Linked DNA regions of Mus musculus: region 2 is linked to region 1. The links are chromatin loops, found by intact Hi-C in ENCODE. Cell type or tissue: heart. All regions are shown on one strand.

Evidence for each region. Peaks named below come from ENCODE experiments on the same cell type or tissue, not always from the same donor. Only the 100,000 strongest peaks of a DNase experiment are listed, where the experiment ranks them.
Region 2: it touches region 1 in a loop (2.0-fold over the local background); 2 of 42 quality-filtered maps call a loop at or near these places.

The regions. Positions count from the first base shown.
Region 1 is chr19:40,488,663-40,493,662 of GRCm38, reverse strand. The region is part of intron 1 of Sorbs1 (sorbin and SH3 domain containing 1); the gene reads left to right. Among named protein-coding and RNA genes, the nearest start is that of Sorbs1, 23 kb to the left of the region's middle. In heart, a CTCF peak has its summit at 2,742; DNase peaks (open chromatin) are centred at 2,672, 3,802 and 4,402; H3K27ac peaks cover 4,356 bases.
Region 2 is chr19:40,391,708-40,396,707 of GRCm38, reverse strand. It overlaps Sorbs1 (sorbin and SH3 domain containing 1), which reads left to right. Exons shown (of 29, transcript NM_178362.1): 5 at 3,192-3,320. Among named protein-coding and RNA genes, the nearest start is that of A930028N01Rik, 97 kb to the right of the region's middle. In heart, no CTCF peak of the experiment used is centred here; DNase peaks (open chromatin) are centred at 147, 707, 1,907 and 3,637; H3K27ac peaks cover 1,924 bases.

The DNA.
Region 1 (5,000 bases):
GATATGGTCAGGTTGTGAAAGACAGAAAGGTGGATGGAGTCAGAAGGTGTGAGCTGGATTTCAGGATCCGCAACAGCGACTGGATCTGTCCTATGAGAGGATGGCCGAGATCACCTTCTTGCTTTCTGGGAGTGGTTTTGCCATGCTCCCAGTGTAATTACTAACAGCGCCCCTGCCAGTTTCAAATATGCCTGTGTGGGTGGTAAATTTTATGGCTCAGCAGTCCAGAGGCATCGTGAAACAGAGTCTGTGAGGGTTTCACAGTGGGACACAGTTGAGTAGGCTTAGGAAGGAGAGTGTCCCTAGTACCATGGAGTCTGGAGGCAGGTGATGAGACACCCTCTAGGCTGGCAGTTCAGGCCTGACCTCAGGAGCTGCAGAGATACCCAGGGAGTAGTTATTGAAATGACACCACGCAGTCCCTAAAACGGGTCCAGGCAGCTCTCCCGACAAGCAGTCTTCTAACTGGAAGTTATGATTGATAAGAAAAAGAAATACTACAATGTGCCCATTTCCTGAACAATTAAGAGCCAGAGAAGCGTCTGCCCAGCCTCTCCAAGGGCCTGGCACATCCCTTAGCTATTCACTTTCTTAAACCCGCCATTGTCCTCTGGAATTTAAAATAGGTTATGAATGTGCTTGATGTCAGGAGAGATAAATGTGTGAGGAGGACCGTAGTCAATACATTTCCTTTTTAAGTAGAGACAATATAAAGAGCTCGAGTCAGCCCTGAATCAGTCTCGCTCTGTTGTCGTGATTGTGTAAAACCTGGGCTGCTCTGTGTCTGTGTCACACTGTGGCTATTCCCCTCCGTCCTTCCAGCCTAGCAGCCCCCATGGACTCCCAGCCTTTTTAGGCCATGCACAGCTAGCTCTCCTCACTCGGGCCGTTTTGTGGGCCCTGCAAAGACGTGGTGCGATGAGTGTTGGGTGATTTGGTGCTCTGTCTAGGGGAGCTCTTTGGGGTGACATTCAGCGGTGCTCCCAAAGGAACCTTTTGGTCTGGAGAAAGTTGGGAAGAAGATGTTTAACCTTTTGAAATGTTTGCTATGCAGAGTTTAGAAGTCAGAACACTATGAAAAATACGCAGGTAGCTGTAGCTACTTCTCTTCCGTGTCTGCTCTCCTCCTTAGGCTCAGCTAGGCAGAGTGAGCGCGTAGTCCAGTTTTCCCAGTGCATTTCCAGTGTTCATTTTTGTCCCAGCATATGGTCAAGGGGCATTCTCTTCCTCAGTAATTATGTCACTCAACAGATAGTTTCTTGCGTATTCTTCCAAGATATCTGAAGGCAGGTTCATGGATAAAGGGGAAAGGGAGAATGGTTGCTTGTATCACTTAACTGTGTCCTGGAAACTATGTCCAGGCAAGTGGGAGTGTCCTCATTTTGCTACACTGTCTCAGCAAAGCCGTTGTCCTTCCCTCAGTTTACTAATTAGTTACTATTTGGGGAAGAAGCAAAAGGCTGTAGGAAGTGAAGACATCTCATTTTAAGACAAGTGAGCTCAGGAGTAGACTTTTATATTGGAAGTAACTGTTAGACAGAAACTTTGTGTTTGGCACGTTGGAGGGAATGGACTTTGCCTGTTCTGGTTGGAACCCTTAAGGCTGTGGTTCTGTCTTCCCAGTGTTGTAACCCTTTAATACAGTTCCTCATGCTGTGGTGACTTCCAACCATAAAATTATTTCATTGCTACTTCATGACTGTAATTTTGCTATTGTTATGAATCGTAATGTAAATATCTTGATATGTAGCTACAAAGGGGCCGCAGCCCACGGGTTGAGAACCACTGCCTTAAGGTCTAGCTCAGGTGCCTCAGCTCTTCAGCAAGGCTTTCCTGACTCACTGACCACACTTCCTTGGTATCTCTAGTGATCCACTTATCCTTGCCTCTATCCATCTGTCCAATGTCCAACATTATACCAGTCAGTGTTCAGCGAGCCCTTCCTAGTGTCAAGATCTTTGTTAGATATATACTTAGGAAGATGATGTGAACTTTGCTCAGAGAGTTAGAAGAGTGTTAACCTTAGACCCAGGGTGCAGAGGGTGCCTGGCCTCTGTGGAGCTTGGGAGGAATGGGGAGAATTCTGAAGATGGCGCTTGCTCTTTGGTTTCTATTACATTTGCCTTATCTGGGCTGTTAGATCTGTGATCTTTATGTCCTCTCCAGCTCTGGCCCCTGCCCTGTCACTACAGTCCCTGGTGTGGTGTTTAGCATTTAGTAGCTATTCAGGCATTTCTTGAACAGGGTGAAAATGAGCCCACATTAGTTAAGTGAACCTAAAATCAAATGCATTAACATTGCCAGGCAGAGGTGAGGTGTTCTGCACTGCTCTTAGCCGTCATGACCTGTGTGATCAGCTGGAATCCTCTAAGTTACTGCCTTCCCCTCCCTTTAGTCTGTCTCTATCAACCTAAGGAGTTTCTGTCCTTCCCTCTACACGTTAGCTCTGCCATCCTGAGAAAACACGCTCCCTGACAGTGCTGCAGAAAAGGGAGCCATAAGCCCTCCCCTACCCTGGAATCATGACCCTTTGGGCTCTTCTGTCTGGTGGCTCAGTGACTCTTCCTTTCATCTAATAACTTCAGCTTCCTTTGTAGCTTCCTGGTGCCACAGGGCTGATCGGTCCAGGATAAGAGATACCGAGTCCCGGAAATTGACCTTTTACTACAGTTAAAAAGGCCGCAGGGAGAATGGTGACGACCAGTTGTGTAGCCTTGAGCCCTTCCTCGCCAAGTGGACAGTGGTTAGCATGGCAGGGAGTTCTGGGTCCCCAGCTGTGGTGGCTCAGGAGCAGCAGCGGTGTTGGGTTGTCACGGGAAAGGCTTTTGGCCAGATGTTAGCAGCTGGTTTCCTAAGTGTGTAGAAGCAGCCTCTGGGAGGAAGAGGTGAGATTTGCTTCAGAGCCCAGATTTCCCTCATCTTTCCTTCCCACGGTAGCTTTTCTCAGGAAGTAGGGAGGCAGGATGGTCTCTCTCTCTGGGAAGTCTGTTCTGAGTTGATGTTTTAAATGCAGACTGTGTGCCCGGCACCGCTCTGGAGTCACCATGGCCTGTGAGATCAGTTATTCTTAAACTTTGGGGAGCAGAAAGACCCTTTGTGGTGCTTATGTGTATTCTTCCCTATTCGGATGTAAAAGCCTGCATTTTTAATATGTTCCCTAGGCTGTGCAGCCTGTATCTGGATATTTTCAGCTTGAGGTAACAAAACCTAAGCTAAAACGGCCGGTGGCAACTGGGAAACTAATTATTTCTTAAACGGGAGGCGTTTCTTGTGGCCTGTACTGTGACTTGTGACATCCTGACTTGAGACATAGGGTGGGCTTTAGAGTTGACCATTGTGATGCCTGAGTGAGGGCAGCAAGTCCCCCGGTCCTGCTTGCCTTGCTATCATTAGCATTGAGGGCTGCAGCGTTTCCACACCTGTCAGGCTTGCACTTCAGGCCTGAAGGCTACAGATAGATGCTGGCAGTCTCTCGGGACTTGGAAGCTTCTGGAAGAACATCACACACTCTTCCTATCTTCTACTCTAGGCTGGGTTTAAGTCTTTCTGAGTCAGTCACGGAGCAGTCATTCCTTGTGGAAAGGGATTACACTTCTTGTTCACGGAGTGGAGAAGTGGGGGTGGGGGGCACGTTTCCGGACCCAGAGGTAGGGTGGGCTTTACTCTGTGGTAAAACAGGGGCAGTACCTGAACAAACAGAGGCTTGGTCTGAAAGAGGGAAGCAGCATCCCAGACTGGCAAGGCTCCCACCAGGACCCCGCACACAGGTGCTTCGCCACACCCAGGGAATAAATAGGGACAACACTGGCTGTGATGTCCTGTGCCCTCAGGGTTGCTGGAAAGGTTATCTCTCTAGTGCAGCTGAGGAAATGAACCTCAGTGAGGCTTAGTAACTGGTCTCAGAAAAAACGCTTAGTTGGGGGGTTGGGAGAGAGAAGTGAGTTGCGTGAGACACCATTAGCTCTGAGACTGCAGACATCTTTAACATCTCTGATGTCCAAGCAGCCCCTACAATCCTCCTCCTCCTCCTCCTCCATGGTGGTAATTATTCCCGGCAGGAGGCCGTCTTCAGGACAAGAGTAAAATCTACAACACTTTCTCTAACCCCAAGTTGACGATGCATGAAAAAGGATAATAGTTGTGTGAGCTCCTGTTTTGTGAGTGAGGTCAGCCTGTCATCCCTTGTGCCTCATGTGCCGTGCATATATTGCTTCAAATCTGAGAAGTTAACCTATGAGGCTTGGTGTATCATCCGTGCTCTATGGATGGAGAAACAGAGGTGAAGGGGTGTGGCTGGAGGGGGCCGTCACACAGTTTAGGAGGCAGACTGCCTGCCTCCTGGCCATGCTACTTCTCTATGCAGTCAGTCCAAGGCTTATCAGTGGTGGCCAGCTTTGTTATGCCCCTGAAGGAAGGCACTCAGGAAAGGGGGTTTTAGTGTCATGGGTTTCCAAAGGAGCTGAATGTTCCTCAAGGGAATAATTCTCAGGGCAGTAGGAAACATATCCTGAGCACAATAAACACAAGAGAGAGTCAGGAAATCTTGTTTCAGTATCACAGATAAAATGTGACGAGGCGGGGCGAAACCCTCAGAAAGGCTTCAAGGGTTGTTGTCTTCGAAAATGGGAGGTTCTGAGGGTAAGGAGCCAGTGCTGACCGAGTAGACTCGTAATAAATGTGGGCAGCATAGCAGCAGTGGGTAGAGCATCTCACCACTTCTCTGGGAGCCCCCACTCTGCTGCTGTCCTTTCTGGGCAGTGCCCACATTTACAAAGCAGGGTCCTGACTTGCTCAGTGGGTAGAAGGATCAGATCAGAGAGGTGAAGGGGGAGTTTGTGCAGAGCCGTGCAAAGCATGGCACAGGGTTGAGACTGCCGTGTCTTAAGCTTAGTGCAGCCTCCCTGGCTGAGAGCTTTTAGTTGCCCAGAGTTTGTGGGCTCACCACATCTGGTTGGAGGGCAGCAGTCTAGCTTTGGCCTCTCTTTACAGTGGAATCTTCT
Region 2 (5,000 bases), 97 kb after region 1:
AGTTATTGTAAACATAGACTGTGTGCGTGCTGTGTGCCTTCCGAAGCAGCAGCAGGATGGACAGAATGGGCGCTGTCCACTTTCCTTCCATTCCTTCCTGCCCACTTGGCAATCCCAGTCACGTGGTGCTGAGTCAATAGTCTCTTATTTCCAAGCAGACCTACCCCGTGTCATTCTGTTTTCTGTGACTCTGAGACCCCTGGGCACAGTCCATTGGGGTTACTCTGGCACCATGCTGCATCTGCAAGGGAGGTTTGGTGATGTGCCTGTCATTGAGATGGGTGGTCTAGGCAGGCAAGAAATGGGGTCTCGGCATCCAGCGCTGTGTACTGGGGTGCTGTCCAGAGCCTTCCTCATCCACTTGGCACCTCTTTTCTAGCAAAGAGTGGGATTAAGCAGCACCATCTGTTTCCCAGCAGATGGGGGTCAGAGCAGGTACAGGACCCTAAAAGGTATGCTTTGAAAGAAGCAGCTTTGAGGCCTGAAGGACCAGGCAGTCTACAAGGGCATTCCCCCTTTTAGCTGCACTCAACCTACAGCCATGGCCCCGTCCTCAAATTCCCGGTTGTACAGCAGATGACCCACTGTTCCTAAGGGACACCTCGTACTCTGATTGTATCCCCCTTCCTCTACTTGCCAGGCCATCTGTGTCTCTGTACATCTCTGTCCAGCCCTGGCAAGCTCCCTGTGCCAGGGGCTGCCAATACCCATGGATCAACTCCATCTGAGTGATGGCCTCAGAAAGCTTCAGCCATCTTGGCCCAGAACCCCAGAGAGAGAAAGCAGGCTATTTTTAAGGACTGCATCCACGGCTCTCTTCATTGTTCTTGTGGCGTAGGCAGTTTCCTCCTATTGTCCCCACACAGTTCCTCGACTTGCCTGAGCGGCTCCCAAATGTTGTTTCTGGATGCACCGTTTACCCTCTTGTGTTTCCAACAGCCGACCCTTTCCGTGCTCGCTCTATATCTGCTGTTAAAATAATTCCCGTGAAGACAGTGAAAAGCCCTTCAGGCCTAGTACTCCCTCCAGGTATCTCTCTTTGGGGCTGTTTCTTTTAATTGTCCGATCATGCATGGTTTCTTTCCTTCTTTGCTCCTAACACCATACTGTGAGCCCTAATCCTCGCATGTGTAGAAGGCATTTCCTCTCCCTAAGTTGTTTCCTCTGTGTGTGCGTGTGTGCGCGCGCGCGCGAGTGTGCGTGTGCGTGTGCGTGTGTGTGGTCTGTCTGCAAGTGTGTAAGCCAGGGAGGAGTAAGGGAAGAGCCTGAGGCTGCAGCCTTGTCTTCCTTGCTTTAGAAGGCTTACTGTAGAGGCTGAACCTTCTTTGTAGTGGGGCTCTCTCCTGAGAAGTTTGCAACTCCCAATACTTCTGTGAAAACTGTGTTTCCGGGAGAGTTAGCCTGGCCTCAAACCTCTGAGTCAGGCTGAATGTGAAGCAGCTCCTGTAGATGTTGGATGGTGACTCCCCGTGTGATACTCAGGGCCATTTCCCAGAGCACTCCAGCCCCTCTCTGGCTTCGCCTGCAGTTCCTTCCTGCCTCTCCTCTCCAAGAGGTGGGGGGGGGGGTGTACATTTCTGATTCAAAGTTCTGTGTAGTCAGAGTGGGATGGGTGGAGCTCAGAAGTTGGACAGATCTGGCTATGCGTCCAGGATCGTACAGCTGGGCTGTAGATTTGCCAGTTTGCCTGATGTTCCTATGACCAAGGTTTGGCTTTCCTAATAGTTTTATAACACCAGTCACTTACTCTCTTGATGGGGCTAGGCGCTCCCTGGGGTTGCCATGTGGTCTGGGATGTGCTGTGAGTTTTGTGGTTTCCTCCCCATGGAAGAGGGGGTGTTGGGGGCAGGAATAAAGAGCAGGGGGAAAGGAAACTTGCTTTCTCATTACTTCCCCCCACCCCACCCCCAAACAGACATGGGCAGGGTGTTGAGTCCCACCCAAAGACACGCTGTAAGCTCCAGCCTCGCCCTCTCATCCTCATTGTGGTAATTTTAGATCAGGAAGCTGGACTCTGAGCAGTTTGGCAGGTGTGGGGATGTAGGAAGTAAGTGTGGAGTTGACTTGACTTAGCTGCATAGAAACACTTGGCTCTGTGCTCTGAGAAGTAGCGTGGTCTGTTCTCCTTCCCTGCCTCGTTACTGACTTTCCTGAAGGAGGGACACTCAGCCTGCTAAAGACAGCAGGCCTCTGTTAGCCACAGAGTCAGTTAGTTACAGTGAACCACAGTCAGAAATATGAAATGAAGTTATTAAATATTAAGTGAAAAATGTTAACTGGAAACAAACAACACACTTTTTATTGAAATCACTTTTATATAATGAAATAACGTATAACAATGTTATAACGCTACCATTTTATCAGAGTCACTGTTGCCAGTCTTATTACTGTGCCCAACTCATACATTAAACTTTATCAAAAGCACGTCTGTTTGTATAGGAAAGATTGCTCCCATAGGCTGAGTATCATCTGTGGTTTAAGGCATTTGCAGAGGGACTGGGGACATGTAGCCCTGGATTCAGGAGACTGCTTTGCGGGTCTTCCTAAAGATGTCCAGGCTGGTATGGACCTTGCCTCTGCCTGTGGACAGTGAGGAGTCTATAGACTATAGAGAGGTTCAGAAGACACTGTTGAGTGTGACCAAGCCTGTCTGGCCACCTTCCTGTTTTCTCATTATGCCTGAGTGTGAAAGCTCCCATCTGTGAACAGCACCTCCCTCTGTCCCGTAGTTCAGGGGTATTCACCAATGAGAGCATCCCCGAGGTGCCACATTGCCAGCTTGCTTTTTTTTTTTTTTTTTTTGGTGAGAAGGGGATCAGCAAGCTTGAGAGCCCTTTCACAAACTCTCCTGTGAACCATGCCTTACTAACTGGCCAGTAGTCTGCTTAGCAACCCAAAGTTCATTTCGTAGAAGGAATGAGCCAGCTTCCTTCCACTGGTAAATGTTTTCAGCTGACATTGTAACTCATGCATTTCCTCAGAGCTTACCTTGCCTCTTTTCCCTAATTTCACAATGCTGGTGTACCGCTGTACCGATTAATTCTCATTGGTCGTAGATGTTTGAAGAGTAGGCTTAGATGTAACCAGGTTCGTCTCAGTCCTCCGCTATAACCATCTGCTCACGGACTGGACTATCCTGCTCCCTCAGAAGTCTTGGCTCACACCCTCCCGTTTGGATCTTTCCTTTTCAGACATGGACCCTACCAAAATCTGCACTGGGAAAGGAACAGTGACTCTTCGGGCCTCGTCTTCCTACAGGGGAACCCCAAGCAGCAGCCCTGTGAGCCCCCAGGAATCTCCGAAGCATGAAAGCAAGTCAGGTGTGTTGTCCTGGAGTCTGGGAGGGTGGACGTCCTTATGGTTCTGGACGGGTGGGGCGAGGTGTTGTGAATTCATCAGCCTTCTTCTCCAGGGGTCCCAGGATGGTGACTATGATGACTGGTCCCTTCTGTGATGACTGGTAGGTCAAGCCCTGATCTGGGCGAGACAGTCACATGCTTTGGGTGAAGGCCCAGCCTAGTGACCTCTGCTTTGACTGAGCAGAGAGCCCTGTTAGGTGGCCAGTACTGTGAACACTGTGTTGTGTGGATGTAGGCAGCTCAGCATCTGCAAACAGGTGGGATAGGATGGTGATTAGATGCCCCTAAGGTTCCATCCACTTCTGAGGCTAGCTCTGACTTGGCCAGGTAGGGCTGGCTGAAGGAGCCAGAGACAGAAGTACAGGAGACTACAGAGCATAGCTGCCAGAAGGGGTGTGGAAACCAGGGGCCACAGGTGTGGGGTAGGGACCAGGCTGCAGGGGCAGGGAGGATCACAAGAGCACTTCTAAGATCGGTGGTGAGCAAGGGCCAGGTCAAACCCATGGAACCCATGCACAGAGCCTCTGTCCACCCTGACCCTGTGGACTGGGAAACCAGAGTGCTTATCACATGGTTGTTGGGACTTCAGCCTGGGACCCTGGATTCTGGTAGACCTTTGTTTATATCCTGTCTTCCCCACCTGAAGTCTGGACAGTCTGGGACAGTTGATTTCTTCTCTCAACCCTAAGGCTCTCATGGGATTGATGATACTTGCTACATGGGATTATTATAAGCAAGGAAGAGATGCAGGTTCTAACAGGCCTGCTGGCATGGGATAAGCTGTGAGGTACCGTTTAGATTAAGATTGGGATTGGGTTATTTTGACCTTTCCAGAGAGCATTCTTCTGCCTGTGTATTCTGCCATAGAGAAATGCTGCCTTGTGGTTCCACAGGTAGCTAGCTTGGGGTGGTTCAGTCTCTAACCACTCTCTAGGGCTCTTATCCCCACTGTATCACAGGCATCCAAAGTAGACAAGCATGATGGGCCCAGCCCAGAATGTCAGACCTGTGATGCCTACTTGTCAGTCTGAGGTAGGCTCTTGGCTTTTGTATTTCTGACAAGTTCTTAGGTCACGATGTGAAGCCGGCCCAGGGGGACCACATTTGAAAATGGCTACAGGAAATGGGGTTGTCTTTTCTCTTGAAACTGGGAAGCTTAGCACCTTCTTGGAATCAGAGTGTAAGGGAAATTGGACTTGCCACTTCCGGTAAAGCGGGAAGTGAGTGTTGTGACATAGTAGAATTATGTAGCATACAAAGGAGAAATACTTGCATCTCCTGATAGTCTGCACCAGCTACCTATAATGGGTACCACGGCAGATGCTCTCTCGCGAATGATGCCAGGCTAGGGTTTGAACATAAGCTCCTTACAGGTGATACTGCACTCTGGGGAGGTCTTCTCTGTTCCTAGGCCTAGGGAAAGACTTGAGCCATCTTCAGCACCTCTGCAGGTACAGGACTTCTTGGTTCCATATCTAAGTCCACACTTGATTCCTGACCCTCTGAAGTTTGCCATTCCCTTCTCTAGGAAAGATGCGGGCAAGAAGGAAGGCAAAATATTTTCTTTACAAGGCCGCCGGAGGGTATGCGGGGAAGAGAGATTACCAAAGAGAAAAGCTAAGTCAGGCAAGCTTAACCTGC